Linked DNA regions of Homo sapiens: region 1 is linked to region 2. Evidence: read pairs that join two places in POLR2A ChIA-PET (ENCODE). Cell type or tissue: OCI-LY7. All regions are shown on one strand. Each heading gives the region's core, and the rest is flanking DNA. Links, peaks and the distances in the headings are about the cores only.

Region 1 (5,383 bases), core at 208-5,207, 770 kb after region 2:
CTGTGGGAAACTGGTCCCAGAAATCTAACAAAATCTGGACGGCTGATCAGCGCCTAGCGAATCACTGGAGTGGAGTAACCAGAACATTCTTTTCAAGCAGTCACTGGGTTCCTCCATACCTCTGGTAGCGCAGAGATGCCCAAGGAATATTTGTTGAATTGCTGCCTGGTTCCCTTCTCCATTCTCTGTTTCCTTCTGCTGTGGTCCTCATGTTGATTTCTCACATTTTGGCATTTCTGAGTAGAGAGTCTTTGAATAATCAGAACATCTCTTTTAGAAATCTCTAAATAAAAAAGAAATCTTACGCTTAGAGTCCGTGAATGGTCTTGAGTAAAATTCTGTATAAAATTTTTGTCTGTGTGCCTGTGTCATCCAACCCTGAAAAGATCATTTTCCCAGTCACTTTTAACGTGCTGAACTTATCTTTTGTTTCCCCCCCTAACTATCCTTTGCAATCAGGGATTCTACTACCTTTTTCTCATTCTGCAAGGCAGTGATCTCTGCCATGCTGAGCACAGTAGGCAGTTAACATGGAGTAAGCATGACTTCTAAGTCCTTTACTGACGAGCCTTACTGTTTTGTTTGTTTTGTTTTGTAGATTTGCATTTGTTAATTACTACAACAGTGATAGACACTTATAAAAAAAGTCAAATATTTAAAAAGTCAACGTGGCAAGAAGTGAAGTTTCTTCATCCTCAGTTCCATTCCTCAGAAAAATTGATGCCGAGTTTGTTGTATGTACCTCCAACCTATTTTTAAAATGTACATACAAAATTGAGTACAATATTATTATGTACAAATATAACTGAGTCACAATTATAACTCATTATAATTTGCAAAACTTAAATCATACTAGACTACAATTCACCAAGTTACTGGGCTTTTTTGGTTTGTTTTAAACTTAAATCCTCCCCCAGAAACTGCCAAGCCAACATGTGTTACATGTCTATCCCATTCTTTTTAGTGGCTGTAGAAGAGACTATTTTGATAGATATTGCTAAAAGATCTGCACCCCAGAGGGATGTTTATCGTGAGTCTCGCTAAAGTGTGTTAAGATCCTTTCCTTGCGCTGTGCTTTCCAAGGCCTTGGGAAGAGGTTGCTCTGTATGAAACATATTTTGTAAGATTTGCAAAAGTATGCTAGTATAGTGAAAATTAGTTAAGACAGCTTCCTCTCCCTACTCCAGCTTATCCTCAGATACATCATACAGGCCTTAGAGTACCCATAATTTTATGTTGATAACAGCTGTTCTTTTTCTTAAAGAGGACTTTCTAAATTGTTAAGTTTCAGACCTCACAAATCTGCCCCGGTTGATTTCTGGAAGCTAATTTATGCTCCCAACAAAAGCGCAGGAAAGAGTGAAGAGATCTCCCTGAATTTTATTTTGACAGTTACTCCTTCTTCAGCAGCAAAGCGTCAGCTTTCCTGTCAGCGTGAGTCTCACTGAAGCCTGACCTAACTCTTTCGGATCGGAACTAGAAAGTTTATTATCAAGGAGGTATTTAACCACGACTATACTTACCTACTGTACCCTTGTGGTTGGTCCCATGGTGTAATGGTTAGCACTCTGGACTTTGAATCCAGCAATCCGAGTTCGAATCTCGGTGGGACCTTTCAAAGGTGAACGTTTTACAGTTCCTGGCTTGGCCTCTGAATGTGGGAAAAATTCGTTCCTCCGCTTCCCATCGAATTCTCGTCGAAAACAACTTTGTGGTCGCGTGCACGGTATTGAACTCTCCCCTTCTATCCAAGCATGAAAGTACCAAGCTCTTTCGCCTAGAAGAACGCTTTCAAAGCGTATCAAATTCACGGGTTTGGAGACAAAGAGAAAGATGCTGCTCTTATCGACTTACGAAAAGCTCCAGCAGCAACGTGGAAACCCAATTCCTGTGATGGAGACAAACGCTTCCTCAAAATTTCCTAGGTTCGAAGCCCTCCTCGCTGCCACAACCAAGTCCTGCGTGTAAAGTGGCTGAGCCTTGGTCTCGGGCGTGTTTCTTTTGTTTGTTTTTTTGTTTGTTTTTTTTTTTTTTTTTCGCTGTGGACCTTGCGCCCCGGGTTACTTCTCGCCCCTTTTCCCTATCCCCCATCTTGATGAGACAATTCACCCTCATCTGCTTTCTCTAGTCCCCTGTACTTCTTAGTCTCTCCGCTCACCCCGACTGCAACGTCTGGAAATCCCTCCAAAGCCAGCAGCCCCGGAGGGCTCGGGTCCCTGGTATCCACGGCGTCGAGTCTTCCAGCCGGAGAGAAAAACTCACCTAGGACCGGACCTGGGCCTCGCCGCGCTGGGAGCTGGCATTCCCAATTCAGGACCAGACACGGTGGAGGGGCCCTACAACTTGTGTGGGAGACAAGGGAGATGGGGGTAAAAAGACCTCTGCCTTCAGCCGTTCGCCTGGCATCTCGCCTCTTCAGCTCCTAGTACCAGGGTGAAAGGAGGGGGCTCCCTGACCGAGTCCTCCCCAGACACTACCAAACACTCGGTCCGAAGCATCCGGGAAACAGTCCCTTGGAGCTGAAGGTCAAGAACAGAAAATGTAGCCGCTATCTTGCCTCCCCTGAACTGTGTGTGTAGACGAGGATTGAATTGGAGATAGAGTTGATGAAACCCGGAAGGTCTGGAAAATTCCTTATAGACACTAATTTAGCTGTTAGAATGAGGTGGGAAATGTGAGGTGTCAAGGTGAGGGAAAGGTGTGCCCTAGAGGACAGAGAGGACAAGAACTAAATTAGAAACAAGTATTTGTGTTTCGTACAAATTAATCTCTTCTATGATGTAAGAGACAACCTTTAAATCCAATTATTTATTTTCAGATTTCTTACTTTGACATTTTGATTTTCGCATACATACCAAAAAACCAAATCGAATCCTACTTTCACCAAGTCCATTAAACCATTAATAATTCATTAGCTCATATTTTGAATTACCATTGGTTACACAGAGACTCTGTAACTAAGTTTACAAAATTCATGAAAGCATTATTTTGGCTCCCGTTATGTGTGCTTGATTGTACTTCATATGGTCTGTAATGGTGCTAATTGCAGAGGGAAATAACATTTTCTTGTGGTGTTGCCTTAGCTAGTGTGGCCCCACCTTCTTTCCACTTTGTTGATGTTAGCGTGATGAGATCTCACCCAAAGTGTTCTCCCTTTTCCTAATGGCCTAACAGCCTCTTCTGCCTGTTTGGGATGCTTATAAGTCCAGCCATCCTTCCGACCAACACCATAGCCTGCCTGTGTTACTGTAAGTAATCATTATGATCACATCCATCGTCAAGCATCCACTTATCCTAGCTCAAACCAGTAACTCAGACTTTATCCCAAGCCTCTAAATTAAGGTAATGGACAAGACCTGATTGGAGATGGTGCCTGCACAACGTGACCCAGAACTGAACAGAAGGCCAAGGAGCAGCTGCTATGAGGAGGCGGAAGCAGCCACCAACACTGGGAGAGGCTGGGAGCATATGTAGATGCTCCCCCTGATGCCTTACATGTTCTGTGGGTCTACCAATTCCTTTAGGAAGCTGAGGAAATTCCCGTGGGTATTTATAAAAACTCCACCCTTGAACAAACTTTAGTTAGGTTCCTCTGAGCCCTCCTCTCAACTAGGTCCCATCCTTGGCTTGTCCAGCCCAATTTCAGCAAATAATCCAGTTGAGCCTAGTTTTAGCAAGAATCTTGCTAAGCCAATTCAGTAAGAATTCCTCACCTCAAAATCCTATCAAGTTTCTCTTTTTCCACCCTTGATATCTAATCAAGTTCCTCGTAGTCACTTTCTATCAAATGGTTGTCTTACCCTTACTATTAGCTATAGATCCCCAGCTGTCCCTGATGTATTTGGATCTGAGTTTATTTAATTTCTCTCCCCTATTGCAATTGTCTGGAATAAAGTCTTCCTTGCCTATTTAACTCCATCTGGTACATTTTTTCTTTGACAGTTTCATCAAAGATGTATAGGCATATCCTGGGAAAACTTCTTTTCCAAAGAAGATATCCAGCTAAGGATTGAGAATATGATCAGCTGCCGAGAGAAGATGTGTTCAGAATAGAGGACCAAGCAAATTAATGGTAGCTGATTTCCTGAGGAAATTAAAACAGACTTTAAAATCTGTCCATATCAAAAAATGTGTTACACCACATTAACAAAAATGAAGGATAAAAACCATGTGATTATATCCATAGATACGGAAAAAGTATTTGACAAAATTCAACACCCTTTCATCATAAAAACTCTCAAAAGATTAGTTTTATAGAGCCAGAGCAATTAGATAAGAGAAAGACATAAAAGTCATCCTAATAGGAAAGGAATTGAAATTAACTCCATTTGCTGATGACATGATCAGCAAATAGAAATCCTAAAGATGTTACAGAAAAGTTAGAACTGATAAATTCAGTAAAGTTGCAGGATACAAAATCAACATTAAACAATCAGTAGCATTTCTATATAATGATGAACTATCTGAAAAGGAAATTAAGAAAACAATCCCATTTACAATAGCAACAAAAACAAAATAAAATACTTGGGTATAAATTTAACAAAAGAGATGAAAGACCTGTACACTGAAAACTATAAAACTCTGATAAAATGACAAAAACACAAATAAATGGAAAATATTCCATGTTCATGAAAGAATTAATATCGTTAAAATGTCTACACTACCCAAAGCTATCTACAGATTCAATGCAATCCTTGTCAAAACTCCAATGTCATATTTTACATGAATAGAAAAAACAATTCTTAAATTTGTATGGAACCACAAAAGACCTCAAATAGACAAAAAAATCTTGAGCAAAATGAACAAAGCTGGAAGCATCACATTCACTATTTATATCTATTATAAAGTGATTGTAATAAGGCATGGTACTGGCATAGAAACAGACATACTGACCTTTGAAAGAGAATAGAAAGCCCAGAAATAAACCCATGTATTTATTGTCGATTGATTTTTGACAAAGGTGCCAAGAACACACAAAAGGACAGCTTCTTTAATAAATGGTGATGGGAAAACTGGTTATCCACATGAAGAAGAATAAAATTAGACTTCTATCTTACACCATATATAAAAATCAACTCAAAATGGATTAAAATACAAGACTGGAAGCTATAAACCTATATACTGAAAAAATTAATAAATAAGGGAAAAGCTCCATGACATTGTCTGGGCAATGATTTTTTTTTTTTTTTGACTCCAAAGCACAAGCAACAGAAGCTAAAGCAGACAGATGGGATTGCATCAAACTAACAAGTTTCTGCACTGCAAAGGAAACAAAGTGAAGAGGCAAACCACAGAATGGGAAAACATTTGCAAACCTTATATCTAATAAAGGGTTAATATGCACAATATATAAGGAATTCAAACAACTAAATAGCAAGAAAAC
Region 2 (5,383 bases), core at 229-5,228:
CCGAACAATACAATCTCATTAGATGAAGCATCTATTCTTGATACAGGAGTATCATGTTAGAAACAAATTAAAGCTCAAAAGATTTTTTTAAAAAATTAGGCTGAGTGCGGTGGCTCATGCCTGTAATCCCAGAAATTTGGGAGGCCAAGGCAGGCAGATTACTTGAGGTGAGAAGTTTGAGACTATCCTGGCTAACATGGTGAAACCTCATCTCTACAAAAATACAAAGATTACCAGGGTGTGGTGGTATGCGCCTGTAATCCCAGCTTCTTGGGAGGCTGAGGCAGGAGAATTGCTTGAATCCAGGAGGCAGAGGTTGCAGTGCGCTGAGATCACACCACCGCACTCCAGCCTGGTGACAGAGCAAGACTACATCTAAAAGAAAAAAAAAAATTAGGAAAATACTATCCAGAAATCTTGGCAAAATTGTTTATGATTATTATTTTTGAGACAAGGTCTCACTCTGTTGCCCAGGCTGGAGTGCAGTGGCACAATCATGGCTCACTGCACCTTGGCTTCCCCAAGCTCAAACAATCCTCCCACCTCAGCCTCCTGGGTTGCTGGGACTACAGGCACAGGCCACCACCCTGGGCTAATCTTTGTATCTTTTTTGGTGGAGACAGTGTTTCACCATGTTGCCTAGGCTGTTCTCAAACTTCTGTGCTCAAGTGATCCTCCTGCCTTGGCCTTCCAAAATGTTGGAATTACAGGTGTGAGCCACTGTGCCCTGCCCCTATTTTTAATTTTTAATAGAACAAAACAGAATTTTGGGGTCGACACAATCTTTATATGTATGTACAGTCATTTTAGAAGAGATAAAATTCACATTTTGGTCACAGAATACTTAGCAAAACAATATTTAAAAGTTCTTTATTGAGTTGTTTTACCCATACACTAATTGATTTTACTTTCCCCATGCACTTGGAGAACTCTAACCCACTGTTATAGCCTATTGTGTAAGCCAATATTGGAGGTGTTGATGACTATATCTTGTTTTTACAAGTCATGTGGAGTGCAGACTGGGTTTCATTTTTTTTCCCCCTATAGTGCCTAGGTCAATGGTGACCCTACAAAATAAGGTGAATATAATGTGTCAATGTAATATAATGTACATCTTTATGAAGGAAATAAAAAAAATGGATATAAAAACAAAAAAAAAGCTTTAATTAATTAATTAATTAATTTTTGAGACAAAGTCTTGCTGTGTTGCCCAGGCTGGAGTGCAGTGGTATGATCTTGGCTCACTGCAACCTCCGCCTCCTGGGTTCAAGCAATTCTCTTGCCTCAGCTTCCCGAGTAGCTGAGATTACAGGTGCCTGCCACCATACCCAGCTAATTTTTTTTGTATTTTTAGTAGAGACAGGGTTTCACCATGTTGACCAGCCTGGTTTCAAACTCCTGACCTCAAGTGATCTGCCTGCCTCGACTTCCCAAACTGCTAGGATTACAGGCGTGAGCCACTGCACCTGGCCAAGAAGCTTAAATTTAAATGAGACAGAAATAGCACAGAGGCATTTGGGCTTTTGGGAAAAAAGTAGAGGCCGTTCAATGCAATGGGTACATTCAAGCTATGACTTGGAGGTTCATGGTCATGGTTGGGTGGATTCTACCTAGGAGTGCTATGTTTGTTAGTAACTTCACACTTAAATCCAAATGTCACAGCTGATTATTATTAAGCAAGGGTTAAATTCTTTGAAAAGAAAAAAAAATCTAGTTTTCTGTCTTTAGGCTTGTGAGTACTGTGAAGTGTCTCAAAAAGACTAATTCCTACAAGAAATGGTTATGGGCTTGGATTTATTGTGAGACAATAAAAGAGTAACATTCGAATAAGTTTTGAGTCTCACATTTTGAATAAAGGCAGGCACACTAGGCAAGGGGTAAGGGCCGATACTTAGGGTCTCCTTTTAGGGGAAGGATTCTCTGTCTCTTTTTTTTTTTTTTTTTTTTTTGAGATGGAATCTTGCTCTGTCAACCAGACTGGAGTGCAGTGGCATGATTTCGGCTCATTGCAAGCTCCACCTCCCGAGTTCACGCCATTCTCCTTCCTCAGCCTCCCGAGTAGCTGGGACTACAGGGGCCCGCCACCATGCCCGGCTAATTTTTTGTGTTTTTAGTAGAGATGGGGTTTCACCGTGTTAGTCAGGATGGTCTCAATCTCCTGACCTCGTGATCCACCCGCCTCGGCCTCCCAAAGTACTGGGATTACAGGCGTGAGCCACCGCGCCCAGCCAGGATTCTCTTTTTGGGTAGAGATTAGCTGTTTTTGAGTGAAGGGTGGCAAGACACACCACCCCAAAATATGCCACATTGACATAAAGAATATTTGAGTTGAGGGCAACTAAGAAGAAGCAGATACAAGAAAACTCTCTGCCCTCTCCCTATTTGCCTAAAAGCAGGACATAAATGTACGGAGGTGTCTCTCCTCCCCTCTCTACCAGAAAGGGCAAAAATTAATCACCAGAGACAACATCAGACTCTCATCAGCCTGGAGAGGGCACCAGAGCAATCTGCATAACAACTTTACTAACCAGCCTTTATCTACCATTAATTTCGTATATATTTGCCTTCCCACAATTTGTCACTCCTAAAAACTCAAAATCCTTTTCCTTTGTCTTCTAATTTCTCTAAAAACTTATTGATCTTATTAAAGATGCTGTATATAAACTGGAGTTTTAAGTCACATTTTTTAGTTACTCATTTCTGGGTACACTCACATGAGACATGTGCTGTACCCATGTTAATAAACTTGTTTGTTTTTCTCTTCTTAATCTGTCTTTTGTCACAAGGGCTCTAGCTGAGAACTCAGAAGTGTAGAGGGAAAATATTTTTTTCCTCCCCTACATGAGGCTTCCAGGAAAACCAGGTTTTCCTGACAAAATTAACGACAAACTTTGACAAACTTTCTACTCTCTTAGGTATCTTCTTGGTTTTCCAATGTTTTTCTTTCATATCTTAAATCTGTTTACTATGTATGTCTTCATTTTAACTGTATGTATAAACATATTCTCTTTATTGATATTGTGATGATGTTTGAAGTGTGAAATGAAGAACAGGCCTCAAAAAGAGTCTTCAGCCAGCCTCGGTGGTTCATGCCTGTAATCCCAGCACTTTGGGAAGCCGAGGTGGGTGGATCACGAGGTCAGGAGTTTGAGAGCAGCCTGACCAACATGGTGAAACACCACCTCTACTAAAAATCCAAAAAATTAGCCGGGCCTGGTGGCATGGCTACTTAGGAGGCTGAGGCAGGAAAATCGCTTACACCAGGGAGGTGGAGGTTGCAGTGAGCTGAGATCAAGCCACTGCACACCAGCCTGGGCGACAGAGCGAGACTCTGTCTCAAAAAAAAAAAAAAAAAAAAAAAGCCTTCATTTGATTATATTTGATTTTTATTTTAGCTATTAATATATTCTAATAGCTGTTTAGAAGTTATATCAAAACATAAAACTCTAAGCATTTATTCAAATATATTAGAAATTTAAATGACATAAAAATTGTTAAGTACTTTATTTGGACTAGTGCAAATAGCATAAATGTGAATTTAAATATATACAAAAAGTTAAGTAATTGAATATCAATAAAATATTAATAAACAGTAAATATAAATTTTCTATATGTGACTAGTGAGATCTACTAAGCTAGTCTAGCCATTTTTCTCAATTATCTCCATTATTTCCTAAAGTATCCTGTGGAGTAACTCTGATTGCCTTTACTCTCATTAAAAAGATGAGGAAATTAAGACAAAAACAGCAAAAGTATCTGCAACGAAGCCACAATTTCAGTCTAGGTTTGTTTGATTGCAGAGGCTGAACTCACTATTCTCCAAAGTAAATATTTACATGGAAACACTAAAAAACAAAGAAATTACATTTTAAATTGTGTCAAGATTACACTTTCTTTAGAGTTAAAAGAATTCCACAGTGTATCCATGCATGTAAAAAATATTAAATATATGAAAAGACGACTACTGCAATAGATAGGTATCATAAAGTTAATAGAATAATCTTCGGACTGTGATTTATAGATATTTTTTCAGTTTGCCTAATCTGAATTTCCTAAATTTTTAACTACGTACATGAATTTCTTTCTAGTTATTTGGACACCAACTGATGTACTTCAATTCAATTCAGGCACTGATTATTTGGAGTTAGCTGGACCTCACCAGTTAAAGGGCACATTTCCCAACAAGACTGTCCCAACTTCAGACGCCAGCTGCAAGTGGGGTTCCCAGGCCACTTGCTCTTCTGAGCAACTGGCTTCAAATCCAGGGATTCCCACTACCCCTTCATGTTCAATAATATGCTAGAATGACTCATAGAATATAGAAAGTGCTGTCCTTATGATTATAGTTTTATCATAAAGAATACAAATCAGGACCAGTCAGATGAAGAGACGCATAGGGCAAGGCTTGGAAGGGTCCTGAAAGCAAAGCTTCTGTGCCATCTCTATGTGGAACCAGGAGTCACCTCCCTAGGATATCTATGTGTTCACAAACCAATAAACTCCCTGACCTTGGTATCCAGAGCTTTTATGAGGGTTTTATTATATAGGCAGGATTGATTGAATCATTGACCATATGATTGAACTTGTTGGGGCACAGGGAAAGCTTCCCCTATGTACTCTGAAGCTTCACTGAAAATCACTGTCAAGAGGCAGATTAATAGAAGAAAAGGCATACACATTTATTTAACATGTACGCAGAAGCCTTCAGAATGAAGACCTAAAGATACAGGGGAAATTGTCCATTTTTATGCTTAGGTTCAACAAAGTATGGACAGCTATGTAGAAATATGACTGGACATAATGTGTATGATCTAATGCTAAGAGACTGAGTGGGGAAACCCAGCCAGGCCTGTCTAGATTCTTCTTGGGCGCTCTGTGTAGTATTTCTTTTGTATATGGGGCAGGGCCCTCTCTGGAACGGAGGTCCTACGACTTACAGTCAAACAAGGTAAGTCAAATAATTTCTTTGTGGCCAGTTTTTACACGAAAAAATAAAATTTTTAGGTTTCTTATTGTTTTTTTCTTTTCTTTTCTTTTCTTTTTTTTTGAGATGGAGTCTCACTCAGTTGTCTAGCCTGGAGTGCTGTGGTGTGATTTCGGCTCAATGTAAGCGCCGCTTCCCAGGTTCAAGAGATTCTCCTGCCTCACCCTCCTGAGTAGCTAATATTACAGGTATGTGACACCACGCCCAGTTAATTTTTGTATTTTTAGTAAAGACGGGGTTTCACCATGTTGGCCAGGTTGGTCTCGAAGTCCTGACTTTAAGTGACCTGCCTGCCTCAGCCTCCCTAAGTGCTGGGATTACAGGCATGAGCCAGCGCGCCCGGCCTAAACAAGCTTATATTAAAGATGACAATTTATTACTTATAAACAAATCAATAAA

What was found. ChIA-PET counts read pairs that join two places held together with the same protein. Peaks named below come from ENCODE experiments on the same cell type or tissue, not always from the same donor. Only the 100,000 strongest peaks of a DNase experiment are listed, where the experiment ranks them.
Region 1: POLR2A ChIA-PET joins it to region 2 with 18 read pairs; 2 of 35 experiments call an interaction of 5 or more read pairs at or near these places.

What each region holds. Positions count from the first base shown.
Region 1 is chr6:28,587,837-28,593,219 of GRCh38, forward strand. It overlaps ZBED9-AS1 (ZBED9 antisense RNA 1), which reads left to right. Exons shown (of 2, transcript NR_186619.1): 2 at 1,393-3,913. It overlaps TRQ-TTG2-1 (tRNA-Gln (anticodon TTG) 2-1), which reads left to right and starts at 1,543; the gene lies at 1,543-1,614. It also overlaps a transcript of SCAND3 not described here. RefSeq lists an enhancer at 1,450-2,129. In OCI-LY7, for the core only: no CTCF peak of the experiment used is centred there; no DNase peak of the experiment used is centred there.
Region 2 is chr6:27,817,402-27,822,784 of GRCh38, forward strand. No RefSeq gene overlaps it. Among named protein-coding and RNA genes, the nearest start is that of H4C11, 4.0 kb to the right of the region's middle. In OCI-LY7, for the core only: CTCF peaks have their summits at 2,498 (motif pointing right) and 2,708; a DNase peak (open chromatin) is centred at 2,480; H3K27ac peaks cover 4,663 bases.